2 separate regions of the Mus musculus genome follow, and region 1 is linked to region 2. Evidence: chromatin loops called from intact Hi-C (ENCODE). Cell type or tissue: left cerebral cortex. All regions are shown on one strand. Each heading gives the region's core, and the rest is flanking DNA. Links, peaks and the distances in the headings are about the cores only.

Region 1 (5,431 bases), core at 201-5,200, 42 kb before region 2:
TCCACAGTAAATAAGCACTATTGCTTTATCAATCCCTCTATGCTTTGGGTGTAAGTGTCTCCTGCACCACAGGAGAGGGTCATAAACATTGTTAGTAGACATGAGTCTCCCCTGAGAAGTAAGCATAGCCTCACGGTGAAAGGTGCCAAGGAAAATGAGACTCACAGGTAATTTTATTAAGCAATTCAAAAGGACTTGTGTTTGCAATTAGATGTCAAGATGTCAATAACAAAGAGAAAACATTCTAGGCTGAAAATCAGCATATTTTTTGAAGAGTAATCAAAAATTGATGTAGTAAACATAAAATAATTTGTGCAAATCAGATATTGAAGAATTGTTTTTATTGTTTAATTTCTATGTATATATTTGTGCCCAATGAGTCATGTACACTCATGTGGGTGCTGCAGGTGCCCATGTCCTGGACCTCAAATGATCAGCAATTGAGTCACCTCATATGGGTGCTGTAAACTGAACCCAGGCCATCTGCAAGAGCAGGAATATTCAATGAAAGGGGTGCAATTCGAGTGAAGGGTGGATTTGTTGAAAAGATTTTTGACAAGTGGTTTTCTTAAAAAATAAACAAAACCCCAAAGTTGTAGAGACTAACTAACTCAAATTAACTAACTCATTATTCAGTTCTGATGTATCTGAAGAAGTCTCTCTCTTTTTTAACTACTAAAGCATTAATTAGTCTAGAAACTATAGAAGAAAGAATAGGGTGTGGGTTTTTTGGAATTGGCATCAAATATAACCATTGTTTATGAGGTAAACACTCTACATCTAGTTCCTATTCAGGAAAACAGAAATAGAGGTAATATCACTAAGTTTAAGTTAGCTGGTATTGGTAACTATATCGCAAGTGTCCAGAATTTGGCTGAAAAACAGGAGAGGTGTATTTTTAAAAGAAAACAAACACGCTGCTTCTACTACTGAACTGCAGTGCAATGAGCCCCAGTGCGGCTGGCCTGAACAACAGACAACAACTCACTTGCCATTTTAGGGGCTTTCAGATCAAAGTTCGGTAGGATTGCTGTCATTTGAGACTCACTGCTTGGCTTCAAGATGTCTGGCCTCCCTGTATCCTTACATCATCATCTCTCTGTACACATCTGTGTCCAAATTTTACCCCTTATTATAATATCAGGCTGAATAAGGGCCCAGCATAATACTCTTATTTAAACTCAATTACCTCCTTAAAGGTCTTGTCTCCAGATTTAGTCATATCTGAAGTCTGGAGGATTAAGGCCTTGACATGAAATTCGAATAGTGACAGTGACACAATCAAGTTCAAAACAATGACAGCAGTGGAAGATGGAGGAGGAGGAGGAGGAGGAAGAAGAAGAGGAGGAGGGAGGAGAGAGGAAGAAGAGGAAGGAGGAAGGAAGAGGAGGAGAGGAAGAGGAAGAAACAGCAGTGAATGGTGGTGGGGACACTAGCTAAAGTCAAGGGCCAGTGGCTAGGGATTATAGATTTCTTGGACTCTGGTTTAGATTTGTTCTTTTATATTACTCTGTTCAGGGGTTTAGAGGTGCAGGATGAGCAGAATTTTATCTTTTCTATGAACTACATTGTTCTTCCTGCTAGAACAAAGAATTTAGGGTGTATAGAGGAAGCAAGCATTGGGCTTGCTTCTCTGTGGTCATGACAAACATGGAAATTTAGCTTTTCCTTTGAAAATGATGACGTTTATGTCCATATTTGTTAACATTTTAAATGGGGTAAATAAAAGGAGAAACAGTAACAATTTAAACATGAAAATTTTTTAAATAGGGTTTTTTTTTTCTGGTTTTTCAAGACAGGGTTTCTCTGTGTAGCCTTGGCTGTCCTGGAACTCACTCTGTAGACAAGGCTGGCCTCAAACTCAGAAATCCGCCTGCCTCTGCCTCCCGAGTGCTGGGATTAAAGGCGTGCGCCACCATGCTCAGCTTTTTTTAAATTAGTTTTTAAGGTACTATGATATTCATGTCCTGAAACACATATGAAGACTTGATTATGTGTTTTATAAGACAAGCAATGTTTTATAGCTTGAGGAGTCTTTGCTCTCTTCCATCTATCAGATAAGGTCTCACGAAATCACCTAATTTAATGCTTGTCATGATCACGTACCTCAGCACTTTGTTGCAAGGTAGATGGGGGAAATGCCCAGGTGGATTGTCCAGAGAACAACTATATCCAAAGGACAACCTGATAAACTTGTTTACAGTACCAAAGTAATTTAGATCCCATTTCTATAATGTGGGAAACATCGCTGTTAAGAAGTTTTAAATGTCCATGGCCTTACATTCCAGCTCAGCTACACATTCTTCCATTTCTCTTCCCCGAGCCTCAGTGATCCATGGGTAAATGGGAAGCAGTGCTCGCCCCATTCTGACAGGTCAAAGCCAAGTGCTCACCAAGTGTCTGGAACAGTACCAGCACCACAGAAGCCAAAAAGGATGGTTAACAGAATAAATTTCCCAGGTCAAAGTTATGGATAGTTCTCTATAGTCCCTCATCTCTTGCAAGGGTTAACCATCCACATTTTCTTGTAGTCACATTGGGAAATACAATTGTCAGTGCCAGACTTGGAAGTGAAGCATAGAAAAGAAAATCCAAGCCAGAGTACATGTTCCTTTGAGCTACGCATGAAGTTCTTCCCACCCTTGGGGCTGCTGAAGTTGGTTTGTCACCAAGCCATCAGCCCATCTGTTCCATATAAAGTGTCTCCTTCCTTGTGAAAGGGGGACTCAGTCTATTTGAATGATTTCAAGAGGAAAGAACTTGTAAGTTTAGAATTTGGTGGGCTTGTTAGTGTGCAGTGCCCTTGGTTGACAGCAGTAGAGATTGTATTTAAATTTAAATTAGTGATTGCAGGCACTGAGCCCACAGGCTCGAGCGCTCACACACATTTCTCATCGACCTGCATCAGAGAGCAGAGGTGCTCAGACAGCCGTGCTGCTGCATGAGAATCTTCATTTTAACTTCCTTGTAATACCCAGCCATACTCCTGACAGAACATGCTATCCCGCTTAAGTAGTTTCAACATTCTCTGGATGTTTTTCAACTCTACTGGATATCAAATCCCTGGAACCAGATTAACAGGGAAAACCTAGACAAGCTGACCCTGTCACACCAGTCTAGAGCACACAGAGGTTGCACAAGGTTTCTGGACTAAACCTGTGTACTTTTCCAATTTAATCTTTTTAAAACAAACAAACAAACAAAGAACCAAAGACAAGTCTCATGCAACTCAGATTGGCCTTCAACTTGTTATATAGTCAAAGACGACTCTAAACTACCTTCTTGCCCCCAAGTTCTAGTGCTACAGGAATGTACCACATCAGGCTAGTTTTCCAACCAACTCTGCAGGCAGGAAGGCAGGAAGTTTGTATTCATGGTGTGAGTGTGATGTATGTGTCTATGTGAGAGAGAATGTTTCTGGTGTACGTATGTTGTGTGTGTGTGTATAAAGTGGCCTTCCTAAATCTCTAGTAAATGGCAGTGTCAAGACACACACCCTGTTAACTCATTTCAGCAGTCATGCTAGACGACAAAAATTATAAACTCAAAAGTCTAAAGATAAGCCGGGCGTGGTGGCGCACGCCTTTAATCCCAGCACTCGGGAGGCAGAGGCAGGTGGATCTCTTGAGTTCGAGGCCAGCCTGGTCTACAAAGTGAGTTCCAGGACAGCCAGGGCTATACAGAGAAACCCTGTCTCGAAAAACCAAAAAAAAAAAAAAAAAAAAAAAAAAAAAAAAAAAAAAAAAAGTCTAAAGATGAAAACAAGTACACATCCCCCAGGAAGCTAAATCATTTGGCATATTGGTGTATTTAGGAAGATGGCTTGAGAGAAATGATGAATTGGACCTGTGCAGCAGCATCTTAAGGAGTCTAGCCTGTTTTCAGGAGACAGTGGGAAACCCTTGATGGTCTTGGAGGAAGACAATAGTATTCCGGCTCCTCACTAGAAAGACATCAGCATCCTGCAGGAGGGAGCAACACCAAATGGAAACTGTTGGAAAGAACAGCAGAGGGAGCGGTCTCTTGTGCTCATGATACAAGGAGAGCAAATATCAGTGGCCATATGCCCCAGTCAACTCTAGAAGTCTGATTTTCTTAGCAATAACCAGCTTTAGGAAGGAGCAAAGGAACAATACCTTGGCATCTCCAGTCACAAGGACTCTAATTAGCACGTGTAATCCTCTTTCAGCCGAGGCCCTCATGGGCGGAGCAATGGAGCATCATCCCACAAGTCTGGCAGCAGCCCACCATCCCCAAGGGAAAAAGACCTTGTGTCTATGCTGTGCAGGAATCCACTGAGCCCCAGTAACATCCACCCTAGTTACGCCCCTTCTTCTCCAAGTAGCAGCAACTCCGGCTCCTACAAAGGAAGTGATTGTAGTCCAGTCATGAGGTAAGTCCCCAGTTGCCTCCTAATTGAATGCTGCTTAATTTGTCCAGTTTGGGACTTTTCTCTAAAGGTGGGAAAAACTATTTAGCTCTTGATTCCCTATTTTAATCTTTACTAAGATACTTCTCTTCTTTGTCACAGTTAGCTAATTCTTTAAGGGTTGGTTCAGAAAGAACATAGACCACCACAAGCTAACACAATACCTGCCAGTCCAAACAGTTACTGGATGGGGAGGGGAAATGCCACAGTGGCAAGGGCTGTTCTCATTTCTTAGGCACAGGGAGGAATTGTGCGGTGTTCATTTGTTCATTAAATGCTTATTCAGTAATAGGGTCTGTGTGCCATACTGAGAATAGAGTGTGGTGAACAGAAATGGACCTCAGGCTCACTGCCAAAGAAGGAGTCTAGCAAATAAGAAAAAACAAATCTAGATTATTCTGCAACTATCTGTTGCTATATGAATATGAACATGTAAAAGATAGGGCAGGGGTCCAGTTCATGATGGAGTGGTCAGAGTGGCCACACTAACAAAATAAAACTGAAGTGATATCTGAAAGGTGAGTAGGGAGTTAATTACTAGGTTGAGGTGGGGTGGGAAGGAGAAGGAAGGAATGAGCTATCCAGAGGAGGGCTTGGAAGGTTGGGAACTGAACACGGGCCATACTGAGCACAGCATAGGCATGGGGATCGAGCAGCATGGGGGCTAGAATTGAGTCCAGAGTTAGAGGAAAACCTGGCAGCCCTCCACAGCCTATTCTCATTAGTCAGCGCTCTGGATGCCCAGGCTTAGGCAGGCCTGAGAAGGGCCAAGATTCCAGCTGAGCTGTGTTTGTAGAATATTGAGTGCTTCTCTACAAAACACACTGGAAAGAGTGGAGTGGCCTTGTTCCCTCTGAGCAAGGAACTTTCCATTCCCATCCAATCAGCCCAGGAATACTGACATTGACTGCAGAACAGTTTAAATTCAACTGATAATAAGCAAGATCTTTAGGCAGGGGCAAATTGTGAGGAAAATTAGGTCACTCTGCTCTCTCCATCCCT
Region 2 (5,431 bases), core at 168-5,167:
CAAGGATTTCTCAAAAGGAGTATTTCTTTGTATCCTTAGAAGATAGATGACTTTATAAAGCAGAATATTTATCTTTATTGTACAAATGGGCAAAATGAGGTATGAAGCTAAGAGATTTGTCTGGCCATAGTATTAATATGGGCAGTAAGTAGGAACACACATCTTTTCTTCACACAAAACTCTCTACTTCAACCTCAGCATTTGTGTATGTCAGGGGAAAATTATCCAAAAAGTTTGATATTAGAATTAATTATCTTGTTATTATAATAGATTTTTTTAATCAGCTAAGGGATATTAAGAACCTACTCCAAATAAGTGGAATTTCAGACATATCTTCTACTCAGAACCAAGAAATTTAAAGAGTAACATTTGAGCAGCTCCATAAGGCATACTAGTAGGTATTTATCAGTTTCACACTATAACCATGCCTGGTTCTTAGCCTAACATAACTCCACAGACTAGAAATAAGAAAAGCACTCTATACTATCCAATTGGCTTGCTAGGAGACTGGGCCTGGGATGATGACAGGAGAGAGGAGAGAGTACCAAATTAAGGGTGAAAAAGTAACTCAAAGAAATAGGTTAGGTTGAGGGGAAACATGGTTAGCACTGAGCATACAACAAGCAACATCTACATCTATACAGAACAAGCCAGGCTGGGGCACGGAAATGAGCATATGTTCAACTTAAAGTTCATGAAAGTGATAAGTTAATGCATATTACATACACAAATATGCATATGCATGTATATACAACTGGTTTTCAGTAATAGTTACGAATGCAAGGACATAGAGTTGCAAATGACCAAAATCCCACAAAGAAAAAGTTTCTTTGTGGCAACACTCCAACTTTTACCATTAATTAACCAAATTTAAAGAAGGAAGGAAAACTTACTTTATACTAGCTATGCTCAAAGTATAAGAAGATCTGAAAATTTTTACTAAAAATGAAACCTGAGACATGTAAATTGTAGGAAAAAAAATAATTATAAAGTAATGAATGGCTTATAAAAAGATAAACTTTGACCTGGTTCCTATCTGAAATGAAAATAGCAGCAATGAATGTTCCAGGCACAAGAAACAATTTGGAGATTACTGAAGACCAAAAAAAAATGTATTTTCAGCCAGGCAGTGGTGGCGCATGCCTTTAATCCCAGCACTTGGGAGGCAGAGACAGGTGGATTTCTGAGTTTGAGCCCAGCCTGGTCTACAGAGTGAGTTCCAGGACAGCCAGGGCTATACAGAGAAACCCTGTCTTGAAAAACCAAAACCAAAAAAAATAAAATAAAATAAAATAAAATAAAATAAAATAAAATAAAACAAAACAAAAAACAAAGTATTTTTCCCATTCAGATCCAAGTCTGGAATTGCTTCAGTACTAGAATCATACTCTTCTGACTGATCACAAAACTAGAGTATAGAAAAACTTTTAAACCTGGAGAATTTGGAACACAGATGCACTTTTCCAGTGCTCAGTGTCTTCCTAGAGACACCATGACACAAGCCTCCATGTCCCATTGACAATGCTTGTGCAGTACACAGCATGAAGCTTGTCTATTATCAACTAACAATCTCATTTCACTAAACTGTCATAAAGCACTGTTTTTATTTGTGTTTTATTAAGATAACAAGAGATAGGATGGAAAGGGAAGGTTTTAGAGTAGCATTAAGATGCTCTGCTCATAGCTAAAAATTCCATAATATTATCATTAAGATTATTAGATTCTAATGAACAGCTCTTTCCTTTACCCTTGTGCTTCATAAAATTAATAATTACAATCCTCCAAATTTTCTAAAACATTCTAATTGTTGGACCAATTATTTATTTTTTTAAAATCAGAATAAAAATGTCATTTTCTGGTGATCCTTGCAACTGTGTTATTTAGTTCACAATTTTAAAAATATCCTTTATTAAAGACACAGTTACACTGACTAAAGGGAAGCTAAATATGAAAACATCTTACAACTTCATTTTAAAACTATGATTCTCCCCTCCTGTTAAAAAGAAAAAAAAAAAAAAGATGCTAAAAAACAAAATCTAAAAGAGAAAGACAAAAGTTCTACATATTTAACTGCACCCTCTGCTGGTTATTCAAGGTTACTATAAATTTGCCATCAAAGATAAGAAAAATAAAAATAAAAATCAGTTCAATTGTTAAGACAGCTAAGAAAAGATAATTCATTTTCTATCCATAGGGCAAAACCAGTAACAATATCAAATCAAATCTCTATCACTGTATTTTGCTAGTTTTTTACATTTTATTTTATGTGTATGTGTGTGCGCCTCCATATTCATTATGTGTATCATGTGTGTACAAGTACCCACAGGGATCAGAAGAGGACACTGGATCCCCTGAAGCTGACATGGCTCCTGGGAACAGAACCTGGGTCTCCTAGAAGGGACTGCTCTTACCCACCGGGCCACCTCCCAGCCCCTTGCCATATGACCTAGGTGTCTAAAGAGGCTAGACAGATTTACACATGAGTTTGTATCAGAGATAAGTCCCGCTTCTGCTTGCTAGTCATTTTTCCTTTCCTTTTTTGACCAAACACAGAAGTGCAAAAACTAAGTTTTCTACTCATATAAACATAGAATGAACATCCAACAAACATGAACTTTAAAACTACAGAATAATATTTACTTTTCTGTATAATGGGTGATCTACCTGTTTTATGGGACTTTCAAAGACACTAAAATTAAGATACATGTAGAGATTAAGGGTGCTTTATTAGCTACTTTCATTCAGATGTGAAGTTCTGACACTATTTTAAATTGTGAAACAATAAAAACAAAATTACAACTTCTAATCTAGAATAGGATATGATAGTGGCTCACATTTCACAATAGGGTATTATGATATCATGTGGCATGTGCATGCAAAGAAGTTTTGCCCTTAAGATTAATAACCTTGGGCTGGAGAGATGGCTCAGCAGTTAAGGGCACTGACTATTCTTCCAGAGATTCTGAGGTCAATTCCCAGCAACCATATGGTGGCTCACAACCATCTGTAATGGGATACCATCAATACCATCTTCTAGTGTGTCTGAAGAGAGTGACAGTGTACTCATATACATAAAATAAATAAACAAATAAATAAATCTTTTTGATTCAAACAATATTTTAAATTCATAGTATTTATAACAAGATATAAAATCTGAAATTCCGACCAAGTTTAATAAGAAAAGAGTTTAATAAGGTCAGTATGGGTATATAGAGACAGACAGAACATTTGGCAGAGTAGATTTTCTTGACCTTAAATATAACCAGGAAGAAATCTAAGTTTTCTACACAAGGTGTAATATGATAAAGTCATCCAATACCTCAGCACCTCTTCTGCTTGCCAGGCTGCATCTTCTTCCTCTTCCCACGCATTGCTATTTTCTTGCCATGTATCTAAGTCACCTAATTCTGACTATATTGAAAAATAAAGAAAAATTAAGATAGTAAAGAGTCATCATTTCTCTAAATAGCAGTTCAAACCCAAAACAACCCAAAAAACGAGGAACTTTAAATATCTATCTAACAGGAAATACCTGTTCCTCTCCTCTAGTCCCTAACTTCCATACTGATCCCTACATAGGCCACAAAGGCTCTAGCGTCTTGTTTGCCTAGAACTGCAAGTTTCAACAATGCTATGATGCGTGACTTTCCCAAGGGATAAAAATGTTCTCTGTAACGTGCAATAGTGGCATGCCTTATGTGCTAACCAACTGCTGACTGGACTTGAGGTTGACTTCACAACAGGAAATGCATGCCTGGTACAGTAAACCTGATCAAATGTCCATGGCTAGGGAGGCCATAGTCACTAATAGGGAACAGTTACTGCTGCTGTTCTCCTAAATAGACATGCTCTGCTCACTAAATTGCCTTTTAAAGATTTATGGTTATGCCTATAATTTGGAGCTGCTGTCAGCTTTGGTCCGAGAAGCTGTTTTCCAATTGGCTGTGGTTACTGTAGACTTCTAAGTGGTCAAAATGACCAGAATCAATGACTGCCGAACTGATTCTGCCTAACACTGAGATGATATCCTTTTCAGTACTTCCTGCCTCCACCACTAAGGCTCAGAAAACACCATGGATGGAACAAAAACTGAGGGAAGCCAAGTATTGTGGAATGCAGTCTTCCCAGAGTGGCACAGCAACTGCCCTCAAGAACTCACAGCTCCTATGATTCACTGCACAAGCAAGATTTGCACATGAATAATAGTACCCCCAACATTGGAAGTCGCTTATGTGGCCTCTTCAACCCTTATGGACCTATAGGCAGTTAATGATAGCCAGGTGGGAGTGGGGCAGAAAGACATTTTTTTCAATGCTGCAGGCACTGGGCAAATTACCCATGCTCCTATAAGCAATCCCAACTAAAATTCATTAACACACACAGACAAACACACACAACCACAAACAGACACGGGGTGGGGGTGGGGGGGAGAGAAGAGAGGGAGAGGGAGAAGAAATGGGAGGGGGAGAAGAAGAGGGAGAGGGGAGAGAGAGAGAGAATCAGACAGACCAAGACAGAGAGACAGAGAGAGGTTGGAAGGAAGAAAGAGAGAGACTATATGTGTTGAGGAAGACCAGCTTTCTTCACATCATATGTTTTACAGAATGCTGTTTCCTATTTAATTTTGGGTTTCACTTACTTAGTTTGTACTAAGCAAGAATAGATCCTTTCTTATTTGTTTGTTTCTGTCTCTTTTCAGTATGATGAATAGGAGCAAAAAGAAGAGAAAGAGGAGGGACTGATCCCAGATTTAATGCCAACATCTGACTGGAGTAGTCTATGCTGGACTAAGTTTAAAAGTAGCACAGCACACTCCAGTTAAGCACATGAAATATGAGTGTATTCTCAATGGCACTTTCTGTTTTCATCCTACACAGATATAATAAACCAAACTCACGAAAATTGTACTGTATTTTTAACTGAATTTGTAAAAAAGAGAAAAAATCCACTAGATATTATTAGGCTCTATGTTTCTTGTTAGTAATCTTCAACTGATAATACTTGCCCATTTCCCTACTAAAGTTTGACATAAAACATTAGAAATTTAAGATTATATATACAGGTGTATGTGTGTGTGTGTGTATGGCCTGACAGGGATTACATATACATGTATACATTTTTTCACAATACAAATAAACACACACATACACACCATTAAATACAGTAATTTCTTTAGTAAAAAACTGGCCTTCTAAGGATAAAAGAACAACAAACCAAAAATAAGATAGGTAGGTATGCATACATTAAAAACTAACTACATCTGCAACTGGGGAAGTAGCTTCAGTAGGTAAAGTGCTTGCTGTGCCTGAGTTAGGAACTTCAGTGTCCAAGTACAATACTGGGCATGGCAGCACAGACCTGTAATCCCAATGGCTACCAAGTGAGAAAGGAACATTGATCGGAGGTTCACTGGTCAGCCAGTCTAACCAAC

Evidence for each region. A loop is a pair of places that touch in the nucleus more often than their neighbours do. Peaks named below come from ENCODE experiments on the same cell type or tissue, not always from the same donor. Only the 100,000 strongest peaks of a DNase experiment are listed, where the experiment ranks them.
Region 1: it touches region 2 in a loop (2.2-fold over the local background); 8 of 42 quality-filtered maps call a loop at or near these places.

What each region holds. Positions count from the first base shown.
Region 1 is chr15:44,676,497-44,681,927 of GRCm38, reverse strand. Sybu (syntabulin (syntaxin-interacting)) reads left to right here. Exons shown (of 7, transcript NM_001285840.1): 5 at 4,190-4,393. Among named protein-coding and RNA genes, the nearest start is that of Ebag9, 60 kb to the right of the region's middle. In left cerebral cortex, for the core only: no CTCF peak of the experiment used is centred there; DNase peaks (open chromatin) are centred at 2,654 and 5,177; H3K27ac peaks cover 1,135 bases.
Region 2 is chr15:44,634,744-44,640,174 of GRCm38, reverse strand. It overlaps Ebag9 (estrogen receptor-binding fragment-associated gene 9), which reads right to left. Exons shown (of 7, transcript NM_001357691.1): 6 at 3,320-3,411. Among named protein-coding and RNA genes, the nearest start is that of Ebag9, 18 kb to the right of the region's middle. In left cerebral cortex, for the core only: a CTCF peak has its summit at 2,091 (motif pointing left); no DNase peak of the experiment used is centred there.